2 separate regions of the Homo sapiens genome follow, and region 2 is linked to region 1. A link is a loop called in an ENCODE intact Hi-C map of the cell type or tissue named here. Cell type or tissue: B cell. All regions are shown on one strand. Each heading gives the region's core, and the rest is flanking DNA. Links, peaks and the distances in the headings are about the cores only.

Evidence for each region. Peaks named below come from ENCODE experiments on the same cell type or tissue, not always from the same donor. Only the 100,000 strongest peaks of a DNase experiment are listed, where the experiment ranks them.
Region 2: a loop joins it to region 1, with 2.7 times the contacts of the local background. A loop is called at or near these places in 3 of 110 quality-filtered maps.

What each region holds. Positions count from the first base shown.
Region 1 is chr10:62,453,026-62,463,199 of GRCh38, forward strand. It overlaps a transcript of ZNF365 not described here. Among named protein-coding and RNA genes, the nearest start is that of ZNF365, 84 kb to the left of the region's middle. RefSeq lists an enhancer at 4,452-4,501. In B cell, for the core only: no CTCF peak of the experiment used is centred there; DNase peaks (open chromatin) are centred at 3,696 and 4,746; H3K4me3 peaks cover 638 bases.
Region 2 is chr10:62,502,117-62,512,290 of GRCh38, forward strand. No RefSeq gene overlaps it. Among named protein-coding and RNA genes, the nearest start is that of ZNF365, 130 kb to the left of the region's middle. RefSeq lists an enhancer at 4,972-5,141 and a cis regulatory region at 5,057. In B cell, for the core only: no CTCF peak of the experiment used is centred there; a DNase peak (open chromatin) is centred at 4,465.

The sequences.
Region 1 (10,174 bases), core at 1-8,000:
GAAACACTGAATTAGAAAAAACAAATAATGAAATAGAAATTTATCCAGCCTATTTGGTAGAATAGCTGGAATACAAGTACTAAAAAACTTGGAGTTTGTACATCTTTAAAAAATTTTTTAAATAAATTGATGAGGTACAAATTTAATTTTATTACATCCATAGATTTTGTAGTGGTAAAGTCAGGGCTTTTAGGGTATCCATCACCAAATAACGCACATTGTGCCCATTAAGTAATTTCTTACCATCCACATCCCTTTCACTCTCTCACCCTTATGAGTCGCCAGTGCCTATCATTCCCCACTCAATGTCCACGTGGACACATTATTTAGTTCCCACTTATAAGACAGAACAGGCTGTATTTGTCTTTCTGTTTCTGAGTTGTTTCACTTAAAATAATGGCCTCCAGTTCCATTCAAGCTGCAAAAGAGTGATGTCATTCTTTTTAATTGCTGCATAGTATTCCATTGTATATATGTACCACATTTTCCTTATCCAATCATCTGTTGATGGATGGACACTTAGATTAATTCCGTATCTTTGCTATTGTGAATAGTGCTTCAATAAATATGTGGGTGTAGGTACTTTTTTTAATATGTTGATTTCTTTTCCTTTGGGTAGATACCCAGCAGTGGGATTGCTGGATCAAATGGTAGTTCTATTTTTAGTTCTTTGAGAAACTGTACTCTTTGACAAAGAAATTCTACTTCTATAGATTTTTTTCTCCAAGGAAATAAATATGAAAGTATGTAGCCATAAAGATGTTCATTTCAAGATTGTTGAAAATAGTGAAAACTTGGAAACAATTTAAATGTCTAATATTTGGGATATGATTTAAGTAAGTTGTAATACATCTTTACCATAGAACACCATTGTAGCCTCACACCCCATTTAAATGATGCTGTGAAGGTTAAAAGAGTACGGATTCTAAAACTTGATTTCTTGGGTTTGCAGCCTGATTGTGAACTTACTACCTGTTAGATATTGGTAAAGTTTCTTAAATTGCCAGTGCCTCAGTTTCTTTTTTCATTTTTTCCTTTTTAAACGTATACCTTGCTGTTCATGTACAACTCAGTGTCTCAGCTTCTTCATGAAGATAATGATGTAGCATTACACCTTCCTCATAGGGAACTTACCAGGTACTTATCAAATATTAGCTATTGGTAGATAAGCAGTTACCAAGCAGGAAAGTCATGTATTACTTCTTATTAAATACAAATCATTGGTTAACAAAAGTCTGTACAATATGACAATGTATTGTATTTTAAAAGATCCTTTTAGAAGGTCTAGACCAGTAATTCCCAAACTGTGTGCCAAGGAATCCTGGGGCACTATGGTGAATTCACAGCAACACCCATCCCAATATATTCTAAAATTTCTAGGGAAACACAGTGACACCTTTGGACACTGGGAACTACATACTACCATTAAGGTGTTTGGACTAAACTACATAATAAACATAATTTATTTTGGTCTAAAATGCTAGACAAATTTACGGAAACACTGAGAGTGCCATGAACCAAGAAAGCTTGAGAACCTCTAATCTAGCTTGTGGACATATACCAAGGTGTTGATGTTACTGAGAGGTGGTATTACATGTGCTTCATGTTTTTTTTTCTTTGCTTCTGATTTATCTAGACTTTCTAATTTTCTGCAGTGAACATTTACTATCTTAATTAAAACAATTTCTTCCTGAATCCGTGCAACAACCATTTATTAAGCACTATTTGGTGTCAATTTCTGGGCTGGACACAGGAAGGCAAAGATGCCACACCCTCAAGGAGCGCATACTTGAGGGTGAGTCTGGAATGTAAACAAATAATTGCTGTTCAGTAGAACAGGCTCTGAGACAGTGGTGCTGATTGGAGTGGGAGCTCTGAGCTCTGCTTTTGGAGATTAGTGCAAAGTTAGGCACATCTTGTGGGATAAATGGGACTTCCAACTGGAAATGGAGAAGGGGTAGAAGAATGTTCCTCCTTGTGGTTTGTGGGTGGAGACTTGGATACATTTGGTGGGGGGTTAAAAGACTGGAAAGGCAGGCAAGGTTAGAATAAGAAGGCTTTGGTGGGGCATGCCTTGGACTGGGCAGTTAACTTGTAAAGGACAGAAAAACGCTGACAGGTTTTAAGCAGGGGAGTGTTATAAATGTTGTGCTGTGGAAGGATCACTCTGGCAGCACTGTGGAGACAGCACAGGGAGGCTGGGAGAGAGCTGGACAGGGAAGGGGACCAGCCAGGAGGATTTTGTAATAGCCCAGGAAAGAGGTCATGAAGCCCCAGTTGGCTAACAACAGATTATGTAATGGGCCCCTGTGGACTAAATCAGCAAAAGCAAATGATCCAGATGTAGAACACTGTTCATCTCAAAATATGTTGGTATCTTTAAAAGTAAAAACTTTTTTTTCTGGTGATAAAGATAATACATGTTCAATACAGAAATTTGGAAACTATAGAAATGTACAAAGAAGAAAATGAAAGCATCTATAATCCCATGAACTGGAGCTGAGATATATGTATATGTACATATACTGTATATGAGAGATAAAAATTAAATATTATATTTATATTTAAATACTGATTTATAAATCTCATATATACATAGTTTATTTAAACTATGTGCATATGGTAAAATAAAATTAACTTAGAGAAGGATAGAAAATAAAAAGTAAATATTGAATGTTTACCACATGCTGGGCACAAAATATAAGAACTTACATATATTTGGTTATTTAATTCTCACAGCAACCTTGTGAGAAAGGTCTGCATGTATTCTGCCATTTTACTGATAAGTGAATTGAAGTACAGAAAGATCAATGTGACTTACCCAAGGTTCAGTAACTTGTAAGTATCAGAGCTGGGATTTGAAAGGAAACTAAGCTGTTTTTCCTCCAGGGCCTGTACCATGAAATCGTGATGGGGCAATTTTGAATGATGTATTTAAACTTCTGTTGTTTGATTCATTGACTTTACACAGTGACTCCTGACACTCCACTACAGCGTTGTCCAACTAAACTTGCTGCGGTGATGGTGATGGACAGATTCAATATCTGTTCAATCTAGTACAGTAGCCACTAGCCACATGTAGCTAGCTGTTGAGCACTACAAATGCTGCTACTGTGAACAAGAGGCTGCATTTTAAATTTTAATTAATTTAAATTTAAATGACCAACTGCTGCTAGTGGCCACCCATGGGACACCACAGATCTCCATAAGATAAAAAAAAAAATGAACACCTCATCCCTTGGTCATATTCTCTGTCCCAGTAAAACCAACTTTATTTCTTATTTCAGTCCTTTCCCATGATCATCTCCATAAAACATGCCTATATTTATATTTCTTGATTTACTGAATTGAACATTATGTTGTCCATGCCGTGTAAGATGAGAAATTATTTTGTGTACGCCACTCCCCCACCCCTCTCTTCTCATTTTTATGAATTTATTTCTATCATTGGTTACCTGTATACTTTGGTATTAGTTAAGATTCTTCTGATTGCAAGTTGGATAGAAAAAGCCAAATCCATCTGATTTCAGCAATACAAAAGGAATTTACTGGCTCATATAAACAAGATCAGAGGCAGAACTGGCATTAGACCAGGCTAAATTGAGAGCTCAATGTGAGCGGGACTCGATTTCAGCTCAGCTGTCCTCAGTCTGCACACTTCATCTTCAAGTTCTATGTGGTGACCACAGCTGTAGCTCTGGTTTCATATCCTCTTAGATTCTAGACTAGCAGGAAAGTAAGCATCTGTCTTTCTTGTAATGCTATTTAGCTGTGACCACAATGATGCTCAGTTAAAACACACACACGTGCGCACACATGCACACACACACACACAAACTCAGTGATTACAACAATAAGCATTTACTTAACATGTGTATGTGTGGGTTGGCTGAGGTCAGATGATCTAGATTGGGCTTGTTGGGGGTTCTGCTGATCTTAGTAGGAGCTGCTCACACTTCTGAGCTCAGCTGGGGGTCAGCTAATTTAGGCTGGGCTTGTATGGACAGCTCTGCTGATCTTTCTTACGCTTCTGGGCTAGTGTAGCTCAGCCCTGTTCCATATGTCTCTTATCTTCTTTCCTGAGACCGGTGACCCATCCCAAGCATATTCTCATGGTGATGACAGAGGCACAAGAGTGCAAGACCAGCTGCACAAACATGTGTACCCTATGCTGTGTCATGTCTGCTAACATCTCATTAGCCAAAGAAAGTCACATGACTGTACCCCAAATCAACCGAATGGAGACGTACTCTCCTCCCATGAAAGTGAGAAGGAGGCAGAGAATATTTCTGCACAATAATTTTCTATACCACTTAAGCAGATGGGGTTGGCTTGCTCATTTCAAAACAAGTGATGTGGCCAAGGGCATAGGTTGTACACTTTGGCCTAGACCTAGGTCCCATATTCCATCATGGGTGTAGAATTACATTCACATTTGCCAAAGCATGTGAGCTAAGAGTGGAGAAGGAAGGCTTACTTCAAATGAAGGTTAGGGTTCTGCTAGCTACATATAGGGGAAATGGATGTGAGATGGCAAACCACAGTGACAATTATAACTTTAAACAATAGACTTACAGTTTTATTTCTTGAGTCTTTGGTGTTAGATAGTATCCTTTGACACCACATGTATAACAGTTCTCTTTCATGCCCCATTTCCACTCTGTCAACTCAATCATTCATGCTATTTGTTTATATTTATGAATGAAGGGCTAGGTAATTAACAACGGTGGCTAGGTGTCAGGTGCAGCTCCCTGCCACTGAGTAGGTGTGTCTCCTCAGTAAGCATATCTGAGGTTGGTGGCTGGCTGTGTACATGGGTGGGATGTGTCAACCACAAGCTTCCCTTTAGGATGCAAGTACAGAGAATCATGCAAATGACTTTCTTTTCACCTCAAAACACCAAAAACAGAGGGCTTCACTGTGGAATGCCAAATACCATACAACAAGCCTTAGCTCTCCCAGGGAGACATCTTATTTTCTTAATAGATCAGATCTTGGGGAGGGGACGAAGGTTTCTGAATCCCCTCTTGCTGCTCCATCTGTATGCATGGGAAAAGAGGAGAGAGATGACAAAAGTCAAACGGTGCAACCATTCTCTGGTCAACCTTCTGTTAATCACTTGGTTTTTGCTCCTCTTTCCATTCCTGAGTTCTGAATCTGTTCATGTCCAACGTGAAGATTCCCCAAGGCTTCTTTGGAAAGAACATTCCACCCTTTCTGCAGCCTCCTCCTGAGTATATCTGGGGTGCTGCTTTCTCTGCTCTGTTTCATCTATCCATACTATTCACTGTCTTTCCTTCTTCCAGAAAAGTATCAAAATGTCTGCTGATGGTTTCCTTTTTTGTCTTCAGCATGGTTATGAATTTATTTCCTTAACTGACTCTTCAGCAGAATTTTGAAAAGGAGTGTAGATAAATGCAAGCATCCAGTCCACCATCTTGAACACACACACACACACACACACACACACACATATATATATAATATTGTGTGGGTATATAAATGTGTGTGTATGTGGGTGCATGCACATGTGTTTTTTTTAAAACAACATTAGATTTTGCCAGTTACATTTTTGCTACTGGCTTAATTGAATACCCTTCTAGAAGAGTTTTGAAAGCTGTTTCTTAAAACCACTTGGGGAAAACAGGGATCTTCCTCTCACTTTATTATTATTTTTTAATAATATTAGCTGAGTTTTTGGTCTTTTTTCCTACCTGAATGAACAAACTTCAGAGATGATACGATCTGTTACACAGAAATCTGTTTAAGTTGTACTTAAAAACAAGAAAAGATATGTTGATTCTAACCTCTGGAGGTCAGCATTGGCTTTATCTATATTTTGGTTTTTTGTTGTTATTTGTTTTTAATACTGAACAATCCTAAACCCTACACCCTTATCAAACTAGAGCATTCACTTCAAATCCTGAGAGTAGCTGGTGAAGAATGGGCCTGGAATAAGAGTGGGTAAATGACCCATGAAAGAAATGACTATCTTATGTTGGATCTAAAACCTAACTAGTAAATATTTATTTGTTACTGTTAGTACTATGTATACATTTACTGTATGCCAATAGTATTCAAAATATATGGTTCTACTGAGGATGGCTAAAACACACATAGATGGAGGGAGAGCTTCTGCCTAGTGGGCTTCAAATTGAAAAGATGCACAGCATTGAGATAGACACTTTCCAGGAGAAAACCATGACTCACATGGGGATGACTTCAATGGCATCTGGTTTCCATCTTCTTTGTTTCTTCTCTTGGACTCCATTCAGAGGCACTTCCTTCCAGCTGGATCTTTTAATGGCATAATGTGAAAGCAAGATCCACAGAAGTGGGTTTACAGGAGGGACTTGAAGGAGAAAATGCAGATCATCAGGGGGAGACGATGGAAAATTACACCCAGATGGGAGGGAACAGAGAATGTACACACATCCAGACTAAAATATACCAATTAAAATATTTAGGGAAATGAAGAGTGGTGTATGATTTTTAATATAGGGTAACAAAACTCTGAATGCAATAAAAAGGCAAAGTGATATAGTCCTGATTGCAATTAGCACATTAATGCAATTTCTGTTTCTAGCCTGGGAAAATATGTCAGCTCTCTTTACTTAAATGAATGGAACATGGCACTGCTTGTAGTCTTGCTGTGACTTATTCAGTCTACACACTAGCTCCATTCATGATGGCAGTACCCTTCTTTTCCTTTCAGAGCTGGAAAGGTGCTGGCGAAGCTCGCCTGGTGTGCCAAAATGACCTGGAATTGGAGGTAAAGCCACCACCTGGGTGGGTGGGTTGGGCCTGGTTACAATAACCAGCAGCCCATCTGGGTCCATATGAGAGAGACTGGAAGGGGCGCAGCAGGCCATTGGTTTCTGTATGAAAACACACATTTTCACATTCTCCTTCTCCCAAGTCATCATTAGCAAGGAGGAAAGTCTGTTTCTTCCTTTAAAATGAGGGTCCATTATATTCTGTAGCTTTTCCCCCTATATATGATGTTCCTTTTAACTGAATAGTACCAGATTTGAGTGACTTGCCACTGGTCTTATTCTCTTCTCTACCTCCAAACAGCTCTTGAGAGGGGCCATATCACTGGGAGGTAAGTGGTGATGGCATGGAGGCTGTAACGATGGTTACAGTTCTTCTGTACATTGTGGCAGTCAGACCTGATCCGAACTGACAATAAGTCAAAAAATAATTATTGAGTACTTGTCCAAGTCCCTGCAGAGATATATATTAATGAGTAATTCTTCAGTCCCTCTTTTATGTGCCAGGGATGCATTCAAGACCCGCAGTGGATGCCTGAAGCTGTGGATAGTACTGAACTCTTACATGTTTTTTCTTATAAATACATACCTGTGATAAAGTTTAGTTTATAAATTAGGCACAGGAAGAGATGAACAACAATGGCTAATAATAAAATAGAACAATTACAACAATATAGTGTAATAAAAGTTATGTCAGCGTGGTCTCTCTCTCTCTCTTAAAATACCTTATTGTACTGTATTCATCTATTTTTGGGCCATGGTTGACCATGGGTAACTGAAACCTAGAAAAGCAAAACCTCAGATAAGTGGGGACTACTGTATAGAAAATGGTAATATGAGACAGATTGCTCTAAGCCCTAAGAGAGATACAAATCAGGCTAATGGGAACAATAGAGGTTAATTCTGATGTGGTGTTGGGAGACAGGAGTACATATCAGAAGACAAGAGTTGAAACGACAATGTGGAAATGTATGGGGAGGATTCTTCACTTCATTGGTTTGGCTAAATTCTGGGGCAGCATTGGCTTTACATATAGGCCAGGGGTCCACAAACTCAGATGCCCATAGGAGCCAGACAAGCCCCATATATATGTGAATCTGTCCAGGTGTGAAGCAATCGGGAGTGTTGGAACCTGTGAGAGAAGGAGGGTCACGCCCCCACAGAAAGATCTTCAATTTCATGTTAAAAATTCAAACAATTCATGCTGTTGTCTGCAGATCTTCTCCGTCCTACAAAGACTTCCCTGTGCCTCTACATTCAGACTCAACTCCTCCACCCCAGAGAGAGACCCAAGCTTCCTCTCAAACGCACAATCATATTTCCATAACTAACAGAATCTTCTAGGGCTGATCCTCCCAGAAATATGAGCGAGCAGGCCTTAAAGACAAGTACACATCTCCACTGTGGGAGATGGGATTCTTTAAAGGGCAGTTTAATCAGCTTTCGCAGGGCGTTCTATCACACGTGGGCCAAGAGCCTAGCGCTGGAGGAGCTGGTAAAGCTGGCTGAGTCTCCTGTGATTTTTCCAGGACTGCCCCCAGTCGGAGGGGGAGGAGGAGAGCTTCAACCAGAGCAGCTGTTTCACAGGTTGAGCTCCTGAGTAAAATCTTGTCTGAACAGGGAAAGGCCTCTGAGCATAGTTATGACACAGATGGGGAAACTCCATCCCTGCTCTTCAGATGGGGGCTTGGGTGGACGCCCTGCCTGGGCTTTCCTGACCGTGTTCCGCACGGAGCTTTTCCCCTTTGGCACACAGTGTATCCATCCCATCCCCCTCCCATTCCAATAAATACAAGGCCTTGGATGTAGCTGCTCAATAAGGACAACTTAGTAAAGTCACATCAGTCCTGATTAAATTCACAGCTTGCTGTAGAATTTTCCAGAATTGAAGAATGACAATCGCGGACTTCAATGTGCTCCACAAGTAGCAAATAGGATTAAAGAGAAAATAATAAATTCATACATAGTGAAGCTAAAGAACACAAAAGGGAAAAAAATCTTACAAAAAAATTAAATTAGAATTTAATCCCTGCCTAAAATATCTGCATTCTCTCCTTTAATCCCTTCGACAATAAGCAAACCTATCAACTTATATTAAAAATATAGAGGCTTTATATTAAATCAGAATGTTGTAAATTCTGCGGGCAAACAGGAATACTTTGGAATTCTCTCCCCATCCTTTTTTTTTACTACTAGTGATTTTAGACATTTGCAAATAGTCTTTTTTGGTTGTTGTTCCTTCCTTTGGTTTAACTCAGTGATTCTCAAACTCTGGCATGCATCGGAGTACTTTGTATAGGGCTGGACCTCCACCACCCAACCATGTATACAGGGGGAGTTACATGAGATTCTCACCTGATAACCAATTAGATGTTTCAGCCACTACCTCCCCTCCCACACACACACACACAGAGGAGGCTGACTGTGGTGAACTCAACTGTGTTTGCTCTCCTTATGTTTTACACTTTCTCTTCATATCAAATAGGTACTCAGACTTGTTCTTCCTTGCTTAAGGCAATAAAGGAGAAAGCCTAGAGAAAGCTTCTTTAGGCTGGAGAAGAAGAGACTGCCCTGTTGCTCCTGTGAGCTGTGGGAGCCAGGAACCGCTCCATAAGTGTACCCCTCAGAAGGGAGGAGGCTGTGTGTACTCCAAGGGAGGCTAGACCCTAAGGGTGGGTTTTCTCACCTCCTAGAGATCCCTGGCATCCCACATGTGGCCTGAAATAGCAGAGATGAGATCTAAGTGGGCCATGTAGACTGCGACAATTGCTACTTCAGCACTAACCAGTGTAGACAGATGACAAAATACTAGAGTAGTCTTCCCTCAACATTGCATAAGACCCTGTACTCTGTAAGACCCAGACTTTTGCAGAATCCTGGTGTGTGGGGGTGTGAGAGCAGCCCAAGCATGGCTGGATTAAATTTCCTGCCAGCTTGGTGGGCTGGTTACTCAGAATCCAAATTTAATTTGATGTAAGGAAATCTAAAAATTTTATGTTTCTTGAACACATGAATTTATAGACTGAGATTTACACCTATTTCAAATATTGAATGCCTTGCTAATGGGAAAGATTTGCTGACAGCTACAAGGGATCTATCTCTGCCAGCTTGGGATGGATATGTCCCATGAAAATACATTTCTGAAAGGTGAGCTCATGTCAGCAGTGGGAAGCCGTAAAGGTTGAACTATACCAGTAGTTCAGTTTCTCAGTTTTTCCAAGGCCTTGTTGTGGATCATTTAGCTAGTGCCCTGATCTATCCTTGCCAATACTTTTGAGGGTTAAAAAACAAACATCAAAGTGCACACATTGAAAAACAAACCAACAAACAGCTTCACTCTTAAAAATCACTTTATTAGGCTCAAGATGAGCTCCTGCGTGCAAAGCTCTCAACAGCTAGAA
Region 2 (10,174 bases), core at 1,334-9,333, 50 kb after region 1:
GAAACCCTACATCTCTTAGCTCTCACCCCCCAACACAAAATCTCCCCATACCCAGCCCTAATTGGCTTTCTGTCTTCATGGACTTGTTTACTCTGGGCATTTCATATAAATGGAATCATACGATATGTGCTGCTCTATAACTGATCTCTTTCACATAACATGATGTTCTCAAGATTCATGCATGTTATATCATAAATTGGTACTTCATTCTTTTTTTGTTTTTTTTTTTGAGATGAAGTTTTTCTCCTGTTGCCCAGGCTGAAGTGCAATGGCACAATCTCAGCTCACTGCAACCTCCACCTCCCGGGTTCAAGCAATTCTTCTGCCTCAGCCACCTGAGTAGCTGGGATTATAGGCGCACACCACCACGCCCAGCTAATTTTTTGTATTTTTAGTAGAGAAGGGGTTTCATTATGTTGGCCAGCCTGGTCTTGAACTCCTGACCTCAGGTGATCCACTCACTTCGACCTCCCAAAGTGCTGGAATTACAGGCCTGAGCCACCGCACCTGGCCTCTTCATTCGTTTTTTATGATACAATAATGTTTCACTGTACCACATTTTATTTATCCATTCATCAGTTGATGTCGTTGTGTTGCTTCCACTTTTTGGCTTTCGTGAATAATGCTGCTATGAATATAAAATGGTTTCTGAGGTTTGAAAGCTGCCTGTACCTTTTTCTCCTCTCTGTAGTTATTTAAAAATAAAAGGTAGCTTAGACATTTCTAAATCCGAAGCTGTAACACAAGTTCCATTTTTTGGCAACTGTACAAAATTTATTTCACCTGTTGTTAATGTTAACTATCTGTAGTTATCTACATGACATTGGTTTTCCCCCCATCTGTGAGCTCCACGAGGATAGCAATCATATTGAGTTTTCTTGTTGCTGAATCCCTGGCAACTTGTCCAGTGATTGGGGTGCATTAAATCTTTCTTGACTAATTTTGCCTAACCCCAATCTTAGATTGGCCTCTCAAATTCCCCATTTCCGTTAATGGTATTACTATGATCTCAATAACTTGAGATCAAATCAGTCATATTTGACTCTTCTCTTTTTCACTCCTTTTATATCTGATCAGTCAGCAGTTTTTTGAAACCCTGTTCGAAGCAGTTCTCAACACTTGTGCACCCATTCTTTCTCCTACACCACTCAATCTAGACCCTCACATGTGGCTGTCCTGCTTTCCTTCTCTCCTACTTCTAAGCTATTCTGTGGAGAGATGTCAAAGTAATCTTCACAAAAAATCTGATTGCATCACTTCACTTCCCTCTTTATTAGCTCCCAGTGGTTTCCAATTGGCCACCGATTAGAAGGCCTCGACTCAGAGTTGGAAGAATTTCATAATATGATTCCTGAAATCATGAGGCAAGTGCTACTTCAGTCTTTTCTAGTACTCTCTCCTCTTGATTATTAGAAGATAGGCTGTACCTCTCTGGTCTATTGGGTTGGACCCAGATTTTCAGATCAACTGCTTAACATTGTCAGGGAGGCAAATACTAGTAATTTGTAACATTTTTATGGCCAGCTCTCTTCTCATCAACCAGTGCCAAGACTGGTTCAAAGATTAGTGAATATTTGATTCACTAATGTCAAATCACTACATTCCAACCCAAAACATATTTACTTTGATATTTTAATCTCTTTCCAAAGGCCCTTACCCATAATAATATTCTGTAAGGAATTCCCTATATACCGGAACTTTCTGCTTTCCTATCATAGGGAACATCATAAATAGATCATTAATACATCTCCCACATTCTATTTCTTGTACAAGCTCATATCTTCCACGGTGCTTGCTATGGTGCCTTGTGTATGGTAAAAGTAAAGATACAGAGAAAGTCTAATTTTTTTTCTTAATGGAGAATTTCTCCCCCCCAACCCCCAAGCTAGAAATGTTTGCTTTTGTTATGTAAATAATTAGATCATCATTTACATTTGGAGTGACAGCCTCACTTCCAGTGGCATGTTGAGATAACCACAGATTGTTGCTTAAGGGACTTCCAGAGAGTTTTGGCCTGGTAAACTATCTTAGCTTTTTGCTTTATTTTGGAGTGTGCACCACTTTGGGGTCAAAGCTGAATTGTTTGGAACAATAGCGGAGATTCTGAGAATGGGTTCTGTTGGGGAAGGGGACAGCCAGTAGCTAGAATCTAAAAAAGGCTATGGGAGTAAATAAAAGGGTTCAAAGAGGATTTTATCGAGGTTTTTTTTTTTTTTTTTTTTTGCATGTAGTTTGCAGTTAAAACCCTCTTCCCTCTCCACAAAATTTTGTGTCATCTGCTCACAAATTTTAAAATAAAATCTACATTGCTTGCTAAGTCCTTGTGGGATGGTTTGCTATCTGGGGCTAAGATTTTGCTGAATTAGGCCCCAAGGTTGATGAAGATGACAAAAGAGACTGCCAGTGACAGGGCAGCTATGTAGGCTTTGCATACATTTTAGGTAAATATGTATTAAATGAATACGTTTTTCTTGTCTTCTTATGCAGATGATATTCCCCTTGCCTCTAGGTGATTTGTAGAGGAAGTATTCAATGGTGACTTCCTAATTAAGGAGGAATGTTCTGTTAATTCTAACTTGTCTTTAAAGGAGGAAGAAAAGGCACTTGCTGGGTATCCTCTTTGTAGCAGACTTTCACATTTAATCTCAGTGAATCCTTACAACCTTGAGAAGTAAATACCATTAGTATTATCCTGATGATAATTACCTTTTCTAAATGATTATTACTTTTTCTAAATGAAAAAACTAAGGCTCAATAAATTTAAATAACTTTCCCAGGTACATATCATCAGAAAATGATAGATTTGGGATTCAAACCCAGATCTGTTTGACCCCAAAGGCCTCTGTGAACTCTACTATGAACTTCCATTTGAGAGAGAGAGGGGGAGAGAGAGAGAGAGAGAGAGAGATAAATTGCTCAGAGAGAGAGAGAGATAAATTGCTCATTAAGATAAACTAATTTGGTTTTGTATTAAAAACAAGATCCTTGATGCTCTTGTTTGCCTTACTTTGTTTATGTTCCTACTGTATATTAATTGTCTGTCAGTGACTGGCACCCAGTGTCCTGGGTGAGCTTTGGTTGTTACAGATAATGTTTCTCAAAAGCCTGGCTGGATTTTACGTGATCACCTACCCCAGAAGATTATGAAGTAAATTAGAGCTGTTAAATAGATCTGTTAATTTGAGGAACCACCCCCAAACCCTCTATAATTTGTATGCCACAGACAGGTTGGTAGCTAGCATTTCTTCCTTTGCAATCACAAAGATAGAATCTTTTCCTTATTCTTGATTATTTCATTTTTGTCCATAGAGAGTTGAGGATAAAATCCTTCCCCATATTCTTTAACAACCAGCTGTCTTTAGATTCATTGAATGATAGCCTGCCTCAAAAGTTAGAGCTAGCCATAAAATTGTGCATATTGAATATGTTATGTCATTCGGTGGCAAATTACTGAGTTGTCTTTCAATGTAATCTTGAAATAGCAACAAGAAAAATATTTTTTTTTTCAACTCTCAATGATGAGGATGGCTTCCTTCTTCCAAGGTGGATTATCGGTTAAAAAGTCACAGGACTGCGAAATTGGGTACTTCTGGTTACAAAAGAAAGTCATCAGCCATTGGGACCATTCAATAATGCAACCGCAAGTCAAGGCTGTCATTAAGACCAGCCTACTGTAATTGTTCATTAGTGGTATCTAGTCAAGTAAAAATATCATCCTTAGAAGCCAATTACTACCAAAGCAGTGGTGGTTTTTGTGGTTGGTTTATTTGAAAATTATTCCTAGAGATCTTGAGAAAAGAATCAGACTTCTTCAGTAGTTAATGTGTTATTGATTCAATTCAGATTTAGCTTTCTTTTAAATATACAATGTATTAGAATGTGAATGGATACCTGCTGATTAGGTTGATCGGAGGAAAAAGAAAAAGTTACTTCCCAAGACAAATTGGTTAAGAAAAGCAAGTCAAGTCAATAAGCAGATTTGACTGGTTTGGGTGAGGTTCATTGTTTTACTGATTTTTACTGGCACATTCTTGCTTGTTACTGTTTAACAGTTCTTGTGTGGCTCTAGAAATATTACCATCTCTAGAATTGTGACAACCTCCCTTAGGTTTGCTCATTTGGGCTCCCAATTGCATTCAAGAAATGCTTAATAGGTACTCATTATAGGTGGGCCCTGCTTGGATAAAACTAGAGCTGCCATATTGTTTTACGAATGTAAAGCCAAGAGAGACTTTTCTTGTAGCGAAACTGAGAGGCCTTCCCCTTTTCAGCCATACCCACACACAGACTTGGGAATCAGTCACCTTCAAGAGATCTAATTGGGTTTTCATTAGACCCCTGCTTTCCAAAATTCAGCTAGAGCCCCTCTAACCCCAGACTTCTCGAGATTCATGCAAGATCCCTGGGGCTTGAATTTCTACCCTCCCTCTGGCTCCAAGTTCCTCTTTCTGTGAGTCTCTAACTTCCACTTAAGGCCCACCTTCTATTGTATTTCCCTTCTGTCAGCTAAGCCAGGCTCTGAACTGTCCAGATGTGAAATGTGGCCCCCTTTCTGTGCTTTCTTCCTCAAGCCCACTCATTCAAGGCATATGGTCGTTAACTGTTAACTATAGCTCTCCAATAAGTGGTAATTGACTGTCTAGGATACCGAGAATAAAAGCACATTCTAGCAAATGATTCCAGACCATGTAAAGATTTTTTAATTATCTTTTTTCTTTTTAAATTCCATTTTGTCTTTCTTTTTATATTTTAAGAAGCAGTTTCTGACAAGGAGTTTCCATAATTCAGTAATGACTTCCTTAGCCAGGTATAAATTTTATAGAGAGGTAATCTACATGGTATCTCATAGAGGCACTCAAATTTTTCTCAGTTGACAAATGAAATACATGGAAATAATCCATGGCAAAAAAAAATTTCTCAACACAAATTTGACTTATAGATAATGTATGATCAAGGTTAAGGATATGCTATTCTAATAAATATTACTCAATAAAAAATATTTCTAATGAAGTTGTGGGTAGCACATTATCCACTTTTCAAATGATTTGCTTTTATACGTTTCTATTTTTTGCACATTCCAGAAAGAGTCATTTTGATTTAATTGAAAGCAACTGTGAAAATCAAGTCAATTTAACATCATTTATAAAAATAATCTTTTAAAATGGGCTGAGTGATTGAAGGAAAATGCAGTTTTATTTCCCTTTTTTGGATCACTAAAACAAATTCATTATAACTTGCATAGATTAAATCATAGCTGAAGATTTAGCAGGGAATTGAGATTACTAGACAATGAAAACTCTTCTGTGGTCAAAGAATTTTTTTCAGAGCCACTTAGTTGAAATGCAGTATACATAAAAGCCTAGTGTATTTTGGCAACTCTTAACTCTGAGATTTACATCTTTTGCTATTCCACTTTAAAATTAAAATATTCAAAAATGTCTTTTATTCGCCTTTTCAGCCATTTAGTTTCATTCCTTACACTATGCCCTAGACATGGTGAACCTGATTGCCTGCAGAGTGAATTAACGAGTCTTTTATGTCAATGGGAGTTGATTAACATTTGTGACATTTTCAAATCAATCCTCCTATGTTCTCCAATTATGGCCTCATTGTGGTTAGGCACCATCCTAGGGGAAAGAAACAAAGGGTGGGTGGGAATCATCATACTTACAACTGACTTCAGAAAAGCAAATTAATAAAGGGAAGTGTCTCTAAATTATGTTTCCTGTTGTTGTTTGTTACAATAAATGCTGAATGCAAATGCATGTTCTTTAAGTGTCTTGGCTGTCCTTCAAAAATGTGAGTTATTTTGACAGAAGGCAAAAGTTCTTTCCTTCAACCTGTCTCCATAGTTAATTTAGATTAATTTGGTTGTTTTTTCAACATGTGGGCATTTCTAAACTTTAAAGTTAATAGTATTTACACAGCAAATGTACTAAACAATAACATTACAATATCACAAAAATGATATAAGATGATTTTAAATGAAAATATAAGATGATTTTAAATGAAGGTTATTTAAAGCTATAGCTGGTTTTTATACTACATAAATTAGGCTAAAATTTATATAACATATATTTGTATTTCAAACATAATATAATATATTCTATTGTGTATATAATTATATAATAATATATATTAGATGCATAATTATATAATTAACATAAATATATCTAAATATTAAATAATTAATGATATAATTATATATATCATTAAGACAAACCTTGGCACTAGTTTCTGGGTAACCCTGAATCAAACACTAACTTACCTGGCTCTTTATCTCTATTACTTAAGAAGTTTGGACTAGATATTCCAAAGTGCTTTGATTTGACAATTTATTATGGAAGAGACATTCCGATAATTATCAGTTGGATCTTTTTGTAGAAACATATTTTCCCTTCTCAGCCCCACTTTCTCTCACTTACTAGTTATTCTCACCAGGTAAGTCAGGACATGCTGATATTTTTGATAGTTTCACAGGAATTCCACCAAATTTTAATTGTGGTGTAAAAGTTGTTTTTGCTTCAACTGAGGATATGTATTATGTTTTATGATATGTTTGATGAAACATTGTCGGCAGTTCTTTCAAGAAGGTTAAGATATAATTTGCCAAAAATAAAGGGTAGAAGGAGAATCACTATGTCAAACCAGTGACTGCTGTCCAGTATGGCAGCCATTGGTCACATCAGCTATTGAGCACTTGAAATGTGGCTAATCCAAATTGAAATGTGCTGCACGTGAACAATTCATACCAAATGTTGAAGGCTTAATGCAAAAATAAAATGAAATATGTCAAGAATATTTTTATGTTGATTATATTTTGAAATGATAATATTTTTGGATATAGTATATTACATACAACATATTGTTAAATTAATTTCACCTTTTTCCCTTTTCCCTTTTTAAAAATGTGGCTACTAGAAAAGTTTAAATTCCATATGTGGTTTCCATTATATCTCTTGGACAGCAGTGCTGTAGAGTCACCTGTTTATTGGAACATGAAAGAATTGCCTTGTAATATATAAGAAAATATGATCAGGTCAACAGCGTTTCCAACAGCTGCATAATGCAAGGCGTAATTGAATAGAAATATAGATCTACTATAGCTGTGATTGTCTTAAAGTGAATTATGACTTGTTTAGTCTTTTTCTGAGCTTCTAACACCCTGTAATGTGTACCCTCCTACACCAGATACAGAGGGCCAAGAACAATGTCTCCTTCAGCTGTAGGTTAATGTTGAAACTCTGAATGTTCCTTCTAGTATCTTCAGGGACACGTTTGTCTCCGTGTCCCTGAAGATACTAGGGACACTCCAACATACGCCTAATTCCCAGGGTAGATAAGAGAAATGAGCAGGAAAAAAGCAGCCACTTTTCTTAAGATTGAATCTCTAACTTGGACCTCAGTTGTGTTTGTAACTCAGCCTCAGTCTCAGAGGACATCATTAGCTCTGCCTAGCTCTTCCCTTCTTCTCCCTACCCAGAAGCAAAGGAGATTTGCCTTCAGCTTGGCGTTTTCCATTGGTGTGCCTTTTTTGAATTTTTTCAGGAGTTAGCTACTAAGTACACTTCTGTGTGCATTTGGAGATGTATGGACAGAGAAGTGTGTTTTGAAGGGATAGAATTTGGAAGTGAGAGATGAAGGACCTGAGCATGTTCAAAATGCAGTTAACTCTTTGAGGGCCAGTGGTTCTTTTATGAAGGTCCCACTGTGCTCCAGTTCTTAGTCTTGCTTCTTCCCTCTCATTTGTTCTGTTCTGGAAAATTTCAAGCCCAAACATCTGTTTTGAAGTGCTATGCTCCTTTCTGGAAAACAGTATTTTTTATTAATTCCCAAGTTTGCTTGTTTCCGCCTTATCATCCCCAGATGTTTTGTCCCTCTCTCCATTTTTTCTCATTCTAGTAATTGTGCAAACCCAGGAATAGCTTCTGGCAGATTTTTTTCCCCCTTTTGGATCACCCTGCACAACTTTCACCCAGAATTCTATCTCTGCTCTTTGCCCATCTTTCAGTGGACTTTGGCCAAAGTCCATGAAGGATTTGGGAGGCTAGGGTAAGAAGGTGAGCAGTAATTTCTATTCTACAATAGATAAGGGTCTCCTTGTAACCATAGTATCTATGCACAGGTAGAGCTACAGAGAAGGGAAATATATTTCATGACCACAGAGAAAAGGTCTTTTGTTGCTGTTTTATTTGTCTGCTACTAAAAGATAAAGCAAGCATAAAAGTTTGCTTTTTTAAAAAAGAATAACATTTTATCCTTTTTATTTTTAAAGAAGAAAGGTAAGAGCATATAAGCCAGCCGTGATATTATAGGATAAGAGTCGAGAACAGTCTTTATATGTTATAAATATAATAATAACAGCACATCAAATCTAGCACATTACAGTTTTTGCAGAGTTTTCACCCACAGATATGGAAAGATGGAGGAGGTTGGGAGTCTGAGACCCTCCAAATGGAGTAGTTGAGTCCTGGAGTTAGTTTGGATGCAACTCTGAAAAAAAGCTTTGGAAATTTGGGCAAATCATTTTTCTTCTATATTCCCCTGTGACTTCATTCACACCTGGCAATGATTTTACATTATTTTGGTTTTCACAGAAATTGTATGCTCTTAGTGGCAAAATTTTATTTATTTCCATTTCATGGAAGAAGAAACAGACCTAGAGAGGTTCAGTTTTTTATCTAAGATCACACCACTGCTCGGTAATAGGCTAAGGGTCAGAGTTCAGGTCCTCCACTGAGGTTGAGTGGAGCCTTGGCTGTTGGTCAGCCATGGAGGCCGTTGGTTTCCAAGGACACCCCCAACCAGTGTTGTTCATTGCTTTCCGTTTAACTTTATGTGTGTGGGTATTGGGAAGCTGAGGCTAGACCTGTTGACTATGTTGCATGACTTTCTCCCATGCTCCAGTCCATGATGTGTTGAGGAAGACAGGGCACGTGTCTGTGAATGCAGAGCCAAACCGGGCCTCTGGGGGGTGAGGAGGCTGAGATGAACAAACTGCTTTGCCTTCCTCTTGGAGAGAAAGACAGATACCCTTTGGGCACCTGAGGCTGGTGCAGCTCTGTTCCCCTGGAAAAGATTCTGGAAGACAGGAAGAATCTCAGAAAGGGCCCTGTTATCTTCCAGTGTGAGTTTTCTGAATGTTGAAATGGAGAAAGGAAAGAAAGCAGAAAACCTATTATGTCTACAGAGATTTCGAATCTAAGCCTTCTCTGTGAAAAGTTGGCAAAACACGAGGATTGATTTGACTCTTACTAAGAAAAAAGATGAAGGTGCTGACATGACTGATGATAGGATTAGGGTTTTCATTCATTCATTCATTCATTTATTCATTCTTCTGTTTAACAAATGGTTGCTAAGTGTGCACTACAGGTAAGGCACTTGCATAGTGGGCAGTCTCATTCAGAGGCAGGATCTGTAGAAAGTAGGAGAGAGATTACAGTTAACCGGGAGAAACAGAGAGTTGAATACATATTAAGAGGAAACATAGTGAGATACCAGGCAGATCTGTGGAATGATTTACCCTCTTTTAACCACAAAAGCGAGGATAGCCAAGAAGTTGATCAGACACTGACTAAAAAGAGACACAGTTCTTGTTCAAGGCACTGTGTGGACTCCATTCCTGGTTTCCCTGGCCAAAGACCCCTTCTTATGGGAAAAGGCACATGCAAATTAGGTAAGCAGTGATAAGAGACAGAGTACGTGTGGTTTTGGTTCTCTCCACTGCAGAAGAAGGCCTAGAAGGCCTGGAGAGGAGTTTCTGAGGGTTTGTACCACAAAAGAATGACATCATGAATGGAAATATCAAAAGGTTAATTAGAGCCTGCCCACTTGAGAAAGAGAGACTGTTTACTGATTACAGCCTCCAACCAGTTGCTTATTAACCTCTTAGGTATCCCTGTCATCCCAATGCCCATCAGTCAAGCCCTTGATAATCTGAATTCTTCTAGAACCCCTTCCTTCCACCTTTCTGCCTTCCCTCTGCCCCTCTTTTGTGTGTGTACTCATTCACTCACTCACACATTTAATGAACTCGCTGTGTTGCAGGACCTATAACTCACTGCCCTCAGGATGATTTCCTCCCTGGTCAGTGTTGGGGGATAGAGGAGGCCCAGAGCTTCCTTACAACATATCCATGAGAACTTTATCAGGGAGAAACCAAGAGGACCAGCTT